Linked DNA regions of Homo sapiens: region 1 is linked to region 2. A link is a loop called in an ENCODE intact Hi-C map of the cell type or tissue named here. Cell type or tissue: A673. All regions are shown on one strand. Each heading gives the region's core, and the rest is flanking DNA. Links, peaks and the distances in the headings are about the cores only. Region 1 overlaps LDLRAD4 (low density lipoprotein receptor class A domain containing 4). Region 2 overlaps LDLRAD4 (low density lipoprotein receptor class A domain containing 4).

Region 1 (5,367 bases), core at 82-5,081, 100 kb after region 2:
GTATCCCAGAGATGGGATGTTTTGTATTACTCAGCATATAATTTTCCACAAGTGACTACCCCAAACATGTTTTCTCTATAACACCCTCCAGCCCCCTGTCCAGACATAATCTTTCAACAACTATTTCTCCTTCAACAACTTATGAAAACTAATCAGTCTTGGGATCTTGTGTGTTTTTTTGGGGGGGGGGGTGGGGGGAGAGAAGCTAACTGCACTGGCCCCAGGTCCTGTCATTTCCAGTTAACGTCTCCTAACATGAGAGCAGACACTGAACCAGAAGGGTGAGAGGAGGCAGCAGCCGCTGATCTAGAGGCCTCATGGGGCTTCAGTGGGAGGCACGGGTAGGCCTGGAAGGGCAGGGTCTCTGCCAGCCTTTTAAGGTCAGATTGGCATTTAAAATTCTGGGTTCATGCCAACCCCTCTCACCAAGGAAGAAACAATACTCAACACTTCTATCTCCAAAGCCTATGCAAATGGAAGAGCGAACTCTCTCGGTAATGTGTTCCTTTGGCTGTCCTTCCACAAAAAGTCACGTGAAGTCAAGACACGGGCTTACATCCCGTGATGGAAGGTCCATCATTTTGCTTGATTGGCTCAGCCACCACCCCGGCCCCATGACAGAGAGAGCGGTTGGGCCTGAACCCACCACCTGCCCAAACCCAGACAGGGAGAACAGCTGGCATGCAAGGGCCTGCGGCGGTACACCCTACCTGGAACCATAGCTGACCTTCCCCCAAGATCTAAGGGTAAAAGGCCTGAAGTGTAGCTCAAGTTCCTTTTTCTCTGAATTTTTAGAATAAAGCAAATAACAGATGCCCAACACCCTCCACTAACAATGAAGAGATAGATAAGGATGAAGGAGATAGCGCCATGGCAGAGCCATCCACAGCAGACAGCCTGGCTCAGGGGCCCTCTCCGGAACAGGTGCACGCCCGCAGGAAGACAGGGGCCTTTCTCAAGGAGGCAGGGCAATCTGAGATTCTCCTCTCCCAAGCACACGTATGAGCCTGGGGGTCACCCCACTGAGCCACCAGTCTCTGAAATGGGGAGATGCACTTTATGGTCCCAAGATTTTAAGTGTCACTTAGCACAAGGCTCCCCTTCCAGGCCTCATGGCTGGCAGGAGAAGTGCTGATGCCCACAGCCCAGCCCCCTGCCATGTGCCCCTTCCCTACAGGCCATCCCAGGGAATGAAAAGTTTCTGCCCTGAGTGGATGGTCCTGGTGTGAACAGCAAGCAAAGGGTCTAGGGCAAGAAGGTGCCCCTCTAAGGACAGCTGGACCTTCCGGAGGACCACGGCAATTTTTCTAGGAGCTGTCTGGAAAAAGGACAGACTCACTCGCTGCTCACTACTGCAAACTCCTGAAACAAGATTTCTTTCTTCCCTCTCCAGTGATTGTCTACTTTGAAAATATTTTTTATCTTTGATCTCTGTTTTCTTTCTGGGAAGGAAGCAAAAAATATCTTCTTTTCCCTCTGTTATTAGCTCTTGGGACAGAACAAGAATGGATGAAGGAGTGAAAAAATGATTACTGCAAAGTTTAGGTTGTTGGGGTTTCTTTCCCATGTTAAAGCTGCCATGACTGAAAGAGGCACCAGCCCAGAGGATGAATCCAGAAGTCCAGCCCTCGGAGGGTCACCCACCTCTGCAGTCCACGACGTATCTCATGGCAGCTTTAGACTTCAGCTTTATTTCTTCAGTTACTCAAAGATGGTCCCTTCCAAGTTTCACCGTAGTACCCTTTTGGATAATTTTTTTCAAGACCAAGACGTGATTAGCGGCCATCAAACCAAGCGACAAAGCACCTCCCAGCCGAACGGCAAGCTGCTGCGTCACCTCCCGCCTTATCGGTGGTCCCCCAGCCTCCGCCCCCCAATCTCATCTTTACCTCAATATCTCCTTCCCGACTCCCACCACACTTACACTGGGAGTCTTCATGAGCAGAAACTCACTTCTGACATCACATAAACTCCATCCCCGCCACTCAGAAAATAATTAGGAAGACAAGCATCACGACTACGCAGGCACCCAAGCGCAGCCAGGCAGGCGCTGGGGATTTTTTTACCCGCTTTCCTACAGCTCTGCCAGTTGTGGAGCTGCCCGGAAGAGACCCAGCATGAAGAAATTCGCAGAAATTCATAAAAAGAGAAAGCAAGCCTGGTAAGCCTCTAAAACCCTTGCAAATTAAGAGGCTAAATGAACAGTCAAGACCAACGGTTTCCACAAGAGCAGTGCTGAGTGTGTTAATATACACAATTAACGCAGGTCACCCCGCGGGCTGCATTCCCGTCTTAAGCACACACGACAACATCCTCCTTTTCACCCCAGCTCCTCTCCGGCCTTTGAAGCCTGGGTCTGAAATATATCATTCTGCATTCTGGGCAGTACGGCTTAAATCAATAGTGTTATCATCCTACAACTGTCCTTTCACGCTCTCCCTAATGCCTAATAATTGTCAAGTTTGCACTAAAATTGATCAGTAACAGCGGGCCTTTTCTCTTAGCACCCCCTCTCCCTACACCCTCCCGGCCACCCCTTGGCCTCCCCCAGGAAGCAGGATCACGTTGATTTCTATCTGGTTACAGGAGAGCTTGCCCTGACTTTCCCCAGTTACTTAAGCCGGCGTCTCATTGCGTGTCCTTAGAGACCAGGGCTTCGCTCAGGCAGAGAGCGTCTAGACAGTATTCATGACCCATCTGTCTGGCACGGCCCAGCGGATGGCAAACTCTATTAGAACTGAAACCATTTTTCCCTCCCCCTTCTCCCATCCCTCTTTCCCTTTGCGAAGCAGGAATCTGACACTGAAAATTACTATCATTGTTGCAATTCTCAAAATAGCACCGCCAGACTTTCATTAACATCCACGCTAGACTACTAAATATTTAAAGAAGTGGATAAATTTCATCTGAAGTGGGACAGCCCCGCACACATGAAAGCAGTAACAGAATCAAAATGTAAATCTAAGAGGTTGTTTTTATCCAAGTAAATTTAGTGTCACAGCAGGAGGAAATGATGCCTAAGGTTTATTAAAACTTACCCTCCCATTTGTTCTCCGCCTTTGTTTATTTGAAAAGGCAGAATTACCATTTAAGACCCTACACGATTTTAATTGATCAGAAAACCGTCTTGGAGAAACAAAGGCAGCCAACACAAGGGGCGGGACTGGGAGGGGAGGGTGTGAGGCTGCCAGCGCCTCCCTGGGGCTCATCCCACAGAACCGTTCAGGCAGAAGCGTGTTGCCAGTGACAGCCCCTGCAACTTGATCCCGTGGCGAACCCAGAGAGAGGCATATTGCCCTCCACATCTTGTTTTAAATACCACCTTGGGTCACTGTCACAGTCAGTAATTGCTTTGCCATAGATTCTTTAAGTCAAAAAAAAGGGGGGGCGGGCGGGGAGCCCTGTCCAAAGCACACAGGCTGCTCTGCACAACAGCCTGATTCATTGAACATGGCCTTGATGGAGGCCAGCCAGAATTAAGTCTGTGGAAACCCAGAGCCCCTCACCCCAGCCTCGCTCCAAGGTAACACCACAACCTGGAAGACCCCTGACCCACACCCCCTGCAGTCAGCAACGTCAACATGGGAAGTCCAATCTGCTGAATGCCAGAAGGCCCCCGAGGCAGGCCCCACCCCTCCCAGCACAGCTGGAGATGCTGAAGGAGCCAATGCGCTCAGACAAGAGTCAGAGGGAAACTGGGGATCAGAGGCTAAAAGCCCACATGTGGCTGAGGCGGGCTCTTGGCGCCCGCAGCAGGTGAAGCGGGGATGGTGATGGCAGAAACAGAGCCGCCCCCATGCTGAAGCCACGCTGCCTCTCGCCTCCCCAGGGCAGCTGTCATCATCTCCATCCTCCTGACAAGACAGTGAGTCAGAGAGGAGAGCTGGCTTCTGGGTCATACGAGTACTACCTGGACAGGACACAATCGAAGAAGGGATAGCTTATCAGTTTGTAGAGGAAATCCCAAGGAATCAACAGAATCAATGATCCCTGACACACAGGGGCTCTTAGGTTAATTTTTCATAATCTGTTTGAAAATCCAGCATGAAACCAAAAATCGTCAACTATGTATCAATTGAAAACAATCATCCTCTGTGGCCCTTCTGAACAGAAGACGGTTGGTTTGATCCCCACCACCCAAGCCCTTCAAGCCTTTTAAGAACTGATGAGTAAATCCCTATCTTACTGGAAAAATACCATGGGAGGGGAAAATAGCACCTCCAAAGACAAACAAAACCATGGCCTGAGTTCAACACCCCAGCAGCGGCACGCCTTGGCTGTGTGACTCTGAGTAAATCACCCCACCGCCCTGAGCGCTGCATTCTTATGACCTTTCTAGGGTGCTTTTGAGAGATGAATGAGATGATGCATGTAAACAGTGAGCACTCGGCAAACAGCAGCTCCCTTCCTACCTAATTCCAATCCCCAGGAAGCAGTGGACCCTCCAATAGATGATGCTTACTGAGCATGTACTGTGGGCCAGGTATTACTCTAATTGCCTGTCCTGCACTATTTCAGTAAATCCTCAGAACAACCCTTTGAAAGAGATACCAATATTATCCTCATTTTATAAATGAGAAAATCGAGGTACACAGAGGCTGAACAACTTGCCTAAAGCCACAGGCAGTGAGTGGTGGTGACTCCAGGTGACACACTCATGCACACATGCACCACACAGCCTCACCCTCACACACAGACACACACACTCATGCACATATGCACCAGAGACTCAACCTCACACACACACACACCCACACATGCACACACCCACACACATACATGCACCTACACATTCTCACACACACATGCATCACACACCCTCACCTACACACATACATGCACACACACGCAAACACACTCATGCACAAATGCATCAGACTCTCTCACACACACACGCACACACACTCATGAATACATGTACCATAGACCCTCACGCATACACACACACATGCACAAACACACACATAGACATGTACACAGATGCACTCTTATACACACACGTGCACATTCATGCACAAACGCACCACAGACTCACCCTCACACACATGGACATATTCATACACCTGCATACACACTCCACCCATGGCACACCCACGCATGCATGCACACACCACATGGAGTCACATGCATGCACACACCAGACTCACACACACTCTCTGACACCCACACACTTGTGCACACAACTACACATTCTCACACATACTTGTGCACAAATACCACACACAGTCCCACACACTCTGGCATACTCACATCTCATGCATACACACACAGACTCACACCTGCTCACACACTTACATGTCTTTAGGGCCGGCCAGAAGCACTCCACATTTCCTCTGTGCTTGGCAGGACTGGTCCTTCCTACACAGC
Region 2 (5,367 bases), core at 207-5,206:
TCAAACAGTGGGTCCTGAGGCGAGTTAGGAAGTGGCACTGGCCGTAGGGGTGTAATTTAGAGATGCATAGAAAATTGCTGGGGAGGCACACGGAAGATAAGAAGGGCCCAGTGCTCTGCTATCCCCCAGAGGCAGAGGTCAAGCCCCTGGGCTGGGTGATGAGAATGAGCACAGAGGGGGCATGACTGGAGGGTGGTGTGGCCAGCCATCTCTGCCCACGGTGACAGCATCTGTACTCATAGGAGGGGGCCCAAGGGAGGCAAAGAATGGGACATCCCAAACAGAAGTCGGCCCTGCCTGCTCGCAGAGGAAGGGACTTGGAGCCAGGTTCTGGACACCACTCACAGCGGGACTCGGACTTGGAGTCTCGCTCTTCCCAGGCTCTCTCCACCGCCCCTAGATCTGGATGGCCGGAGGGCTGTCAGCCAGGCCCCTCTCATCTTCCTCGGCTTACGTTTTGGCAGGGGCCAGCTCCCAAGGCTGCCATTTCCTAAACCCACTGTGGAAGGCTGCTCGGCGGGACTCATCGTCTTGATGGCATCAACATCGCCAGCACTCATGCCTTGAGCCTTCCTCCTGGCCGTCCTCAGGGACGCCTTCTCATTCTCACAGCATGTGTTTATGATGTAAGCCGTCCAGACACCCTCTAGCCCCTCGAGCTTTGACTTATTCCGAGCCCTCTGCAGCTCCCAGTATTACGTCTCTCCACAGACCCATGACAGGTTCAAGAATTTTGTTTTCATCCATCATAATTTGCGTAACACCAACCAGTTGAAGGTTTTTTTCCTATGCTAGCTTTCCCTCCACAGAAATGAAACAATTCTGTGAATGAAACCATTTGCCTATTACATGTGAAGTGTGTGTCTGTCAGCTCAGGGCTCTGTGTTTTTATATTCCTCATGAAGCTGCCCCTTATTCTCCCTCCAAGACCACTATAACATTTTGGTGGAACCCTTTTCCATGATAGAACTTACATTGTCATGTTGTGGTAATCTGTTTTCAAGTCTTATGTTAAGTAGATAGTAAGCCCATTGCCCCCTTGTAGACAGCAACTGTGTCTGCTTTCTTCCTGTGTGGGCACGTGGCCAATGCTCCAAGAAAGAAAAACGTTGCTGGATTAAAATATGCTAGTCGGATGATGGCAGCAGTTCAGAAGAATCCACGAGGCAGAATTATCATCTCCATTATACAGAAGAAATGCAGCTCAGAGAAATGAAGACTCTTGCCCAAGTTTCCCTGGCTTCTAAAGCGGTGGTGCCTGAATTTGAACCTAGTTCTGTTTGATGGCAAAATTGCCTTCTTGACCTGTCTGCTGCTGGCTTCCCCAGAAAAAACAAGGAAGCAAGACAACCAAATGCCAGAAGCTTTAAAATTGGACAGACTAAAATAAGGCTGCCCCAGCTGCATAGGGTGCTGCTGGTCTACGGCACACATGGTCCAGCCAGGGCTAATTTTAACTCTTTGTCTGTTCTCTAAGTTTCCTCCCTCTTCCAGCAGAACCCACTGTCCTCTGCTCTTGGTAGCCACGGCCTTTCTATGTTTCACGCTCACAGCTCAGACACTCAGATTCAGTTCCCTTTTTCAGACAATGTTAAAACACAATTATAGATCTGTTCTCCCATTAAAATGCCTCCGTGAATAAAATAAACTGAACAGAACCGTCTGGTCTTCCTGGGCCCTTTCCCAGAAGCACCTGATGGACATCCCCAGTACCTTCCATGGGCAGCACCCCAGCTGGGGACCATGGCAGCTCCACTATCCAGCGTGATTCCTCATCCTTGCACAATCTCACTGTTTCTGAGAAATGAAGACAGCTGTTTTCATTATGGTTTTAGCCTAAACAAAACTCCAACTTCTTATTAAGAATGTTTAATAAAATCAACAGGGCATTTAAACTGCCAGCAGGGAGCTTGGCAAATTACATGCTGGCATGGTGCCTCCCTCTGTGTCTGGATGCAAATATTTCTCATCTTTACACAGCTTTTCTGAAACATCATAATGCCATCTCAACCAGCCCACCCCCACACCACATGCAACTATGACTTTGTGAGGCACACACCAGCATCCATTTGTGACAAAAGCGAAATGCAACTCCCTGTAGAATCAGCTAGGCTAAGTAGCTGTTTGCTTTTGGGGAGCTGAATATTCAAGAAGTTGCTTTAGGACTCATGAAATAATTAATAGATTCCCCATCTTGAGATGGTAAAATGAAAAAAGTATTCCTTGCATTATCCCATCTCATATTTATTAGGTACAAATGATGGCAGCAATGGCCTGTCTAGAATGGCCGCTGCCATGATGCTGGCTGCAGCAGGGGAGGCATGGGTGGGGCCGTGTGCTCCCTGGAGCAGGCAGGAGCCAGGAACAGGTGGGAGCCCTAACCCTTTCCAAGTTGGTGGGGCAGGAGCCCCACTCTCCCAGGCATAGCTGCAGCCCCCCAGCCACAGCTGTGGACATGGGCATCCCTGCACCCCTGGACTCTTGGAGGCCCAGAAACCACCCCGTGCCCCAGCAGGCTTGGAAGTGCCTGCTCCCACTGCCTGGCCTCTCCCCACTCCCAGCACCCACTCCAATTTTGAAGCAAACTTGTGGCTGAGCCCAGGCACTATTACGACCTGACCAGGTGTGCACATACTTGGAGTGGCACTGACATCCCAGCCCCTTGCCCTTGGCCCCTTCTGGACTTTGGGTGCCAACAAGCAGGGGAAGGAGGCCAAGGGGGTGCTGAAAGTGGCTCAGCCTGGGCTTGCAGGCACCCCTTGGCACCAACAGCCTGGGCGCCATGAATGCCATGAACAGCAGCAGGAGGCAGACAGGCTCCTGGGTGGAAAGGGGCAGGTCCCTGGTGACTAACCCCACCTTCTGGCCAGAGTGAGAACTTACGGTGCTTTTTCCAGGCCTGCCAATGGCTGCCTATGGACCAATCAGCATCTACTTCCTCCCTTCTGAAGCCCATAAAACCCCCCAGACTCAGCCAGACTCAGGCAGATGACAAGATGACCTGCCTGCAGAGAGGAGCCACCCACTCTGGGTCTCCTCTCTGCTGAGAGCTGCATTTGTCAGAATGACCTGCCTGTGGATAGGAGCTACCCACCTCGGGACTCATGAGAACTATACTGTCACTCAATAAAGCACCTCTTTGACTTGCTCACCCTCCAGTTGTCTGGGTACCTCGTTCTTCTGGATGCAGGACAAGAACTCAGGACCTACTGAATGGTGGGACTGAAAGAGCTGTAACACAAACAGGCCTGAAACACACCCTCCTGCTTGCCATGTTGTGGGTGACAAGAAGGAGAGAAGAGAGAATGAGAGAAAAGCTGCAGCCCTTTGGGGAGCCCAGACATAGGAGGAGCTCCCTGAGCCAGGGCTGTGACACCCTCTTTGGGGCTCTGCACTTCCTAGCATTTCCAAACTTCTGGGCACCACCATCTTCCCCGGTGTCCACAGTGGAAGCCGCTTGTGGTATGCCTGGTCCAGCCACAGCAAGGAGCTGCCCACCCCATTGCAGACAGCATGCCTGGCCATGTACAGTGGCCACACTCCACGCTCACTCACTCATGCACCCCTCGCCACTCTGCACCTGGCTCGCCCTTGACAGGTGTGGGATCTGGGCCAGGACTGAAAGCCAAGTGCAGCCTGCCAGGTCGAGTGGGCAGAACGAGCCCAGTGGGCCTGAGCAAAACTCAGTCAAAGGTGCCACCGGCTACAAGGTTTCCAGCGGGTGAAGCAACACCCTAAGGATCCTGTGACACTGATACAGCAGACGCACAAAGTTAGACACTGGTGGATCATCTAACAAGTTTAAGACATTGTTTTTACTCTCAAGTAGCTTGTGCAGAAAGTTAATTTTTCAAATAGTTTTAGCTTTCAAAGAAGCCCAGAATCTGTGACTGTAACTTTAAAATCACTGGACCCTAATGGATGCTACTCGAGTAAATGACGAAGTGGTACATTTTCTTCCTTCCTACCTCAAAGGATGACTTAATGGAAATAAAGTCAGTAACAGAAAGCAGGTTAACAAAGGAAGACAGATGCACAATTCTCACTGGCACAAGAGCTCTACTTGTCAACATCGGGGCCCACTGCAATCTTATCTAGCATCAATAAATTTCAAGATGGCAAAAATTACAACAGCTGCGCAGTGTCACCTCACCAGCCAAAATGTCAAATGTTCTCATCTCAAGTGTTGTAAATGAAAAAGAAGGGGACTCCTCTGTCAAGGGAGATCAGTGAAACCCCCTCTCCAAGCCAACTGGCTTTCTGTGTGGCTATTTCATAACCTAACAGAGACACTGCCTTTCTGTGCCGCTTCATCATCTGGCAAGCCCCTCACTGATGTCAGCGACAGAATCCTCAGAGATCACCGCTTTCTCTAAGCTGAGAAAGTGGGGATGGCGGATGGGGGAACCACGTGCCCGACAGCATCAGGCCTAATGAGCTTGCATGAAGTTCCCTGCACACACGGACTACTTTTGTGCCAGGGTACTGAGTAATTCCACCAGTGTTATTCAGTGACATCACATGGCAGTAGTGTGTGGTATTTAAAAAAAAAACCACCCAGGCTGGGTAACATAGCAAGACCCTGTCTCTACAAAAAATGCAAAAATTAGCCAGGCATGGTGGTGCACACCTGTAGTCCCAGGTACTCAGGAGGCTGAGGCAGGAGAATCGCTTGAGCCTGGGAATTTGAGGCTGCTATGAGCTATGATTGCACCACTGCACTCCAGCCTGGGCAACAGGGCAAGACTCTGTCAGGCAAGCAAGAGGGGAGGGGGGAGGGGAGGCCATCTTCAATCTTTTATTGTTGAGCCACTTCAGTTAGACAAATTACTCCCGAGCAGCAGTTAGTGGTGGAGTTGGCCTGCTGGTTCCCCGGCAGAGCTGCTTCACTGAACTCCCCTCCCTTACCCCTTGACCTTCCACTTGATGAGTGACAGCCATTGGGTCCAGGCTGAATGCACCCATCTCTCCATCTGTGAACATAAACCCAGTCCCCTGCCTCAACTGTTGTTGACTTTTACCACCCACTCCCCACCAAGCAGGGGCTAAACCATCTGCCCTAATCCCGAACAGCCTCAGGCTCTCACTTCACAGGTAGGGAACTTAGGTCCAGAGGGGGAAGGTAATGGGCCTGTGATCCCACAGTTATGAACACTGCATCCCGACCCTATCCTTCACTGCTGCTGCTAAGAAACTCCCTCTTGGCTTAGGATTGAGGACAGCTCTGTGACTATGACTTCCCAAATGAAGCCCACTGACTCTCACCTGTTGGGTCCTTCCCAGCCTCCATCCTGCCCCATTGGCTTTCCCTGACTTTTGAGCTGTGGTTACATGTTCCACCCCTGGAAGGCTCCACCCCACTGTGAC

Evidence for each region. Hi-C counts contacts between places; a loop is a spot of excess contacts. Peaks named below come from ENCODE experiments on the same cell type or tissue, not always from the same donor. Only the 100,000 strongest peaks of a DNase experiment are listed, where the experiment ranks them.
Region 1: it touches region 2 in a loop (2.0-fold over the local background); 6 of 110 quality-filtered maps call a loop at or near these places.

The regions. Positions count from the first base shown.
Region 1 is chr18:13,445,151-13,450,517 of GRCh38, reverse strand. The region is part of intron 4 of LDLRAD4 (low density lipoprotein receptor class A domain containing 4); the gene reads right to left. Among named protein-coding and RNA genes, the nearest start is that of MIR5190, 12 kb to the left of the region's middle. RefSeq lists enhancers at 2,787-3,490, 3,491-4,194. In A673, for the core only: no CTCF peak of the experiment used is centred there; DNase peaks (open chromatin) are centred at 2,767 and 3,167; H3K4me3 peaks cover 487 bases.
Region 2 is chr18:13,545,775-13,551,141 of GRCh38, reverse strand. All of the region lies in intron 4 of LDLRAD4 (low density lipoprotein receptor class A domain containing 4), which reads right to left. Among named protein-coding and RNA genes, the nearest start is that of MIR4526, 63 kb to the left of the region's middle. RefSeq lists enhancers at 383-884, 2,148-3,097. In A673, for the core only: a CTCF peak has its summit at 2,870 (motif pointing left); a DNase peak (open chromatin) is centred at 1,081.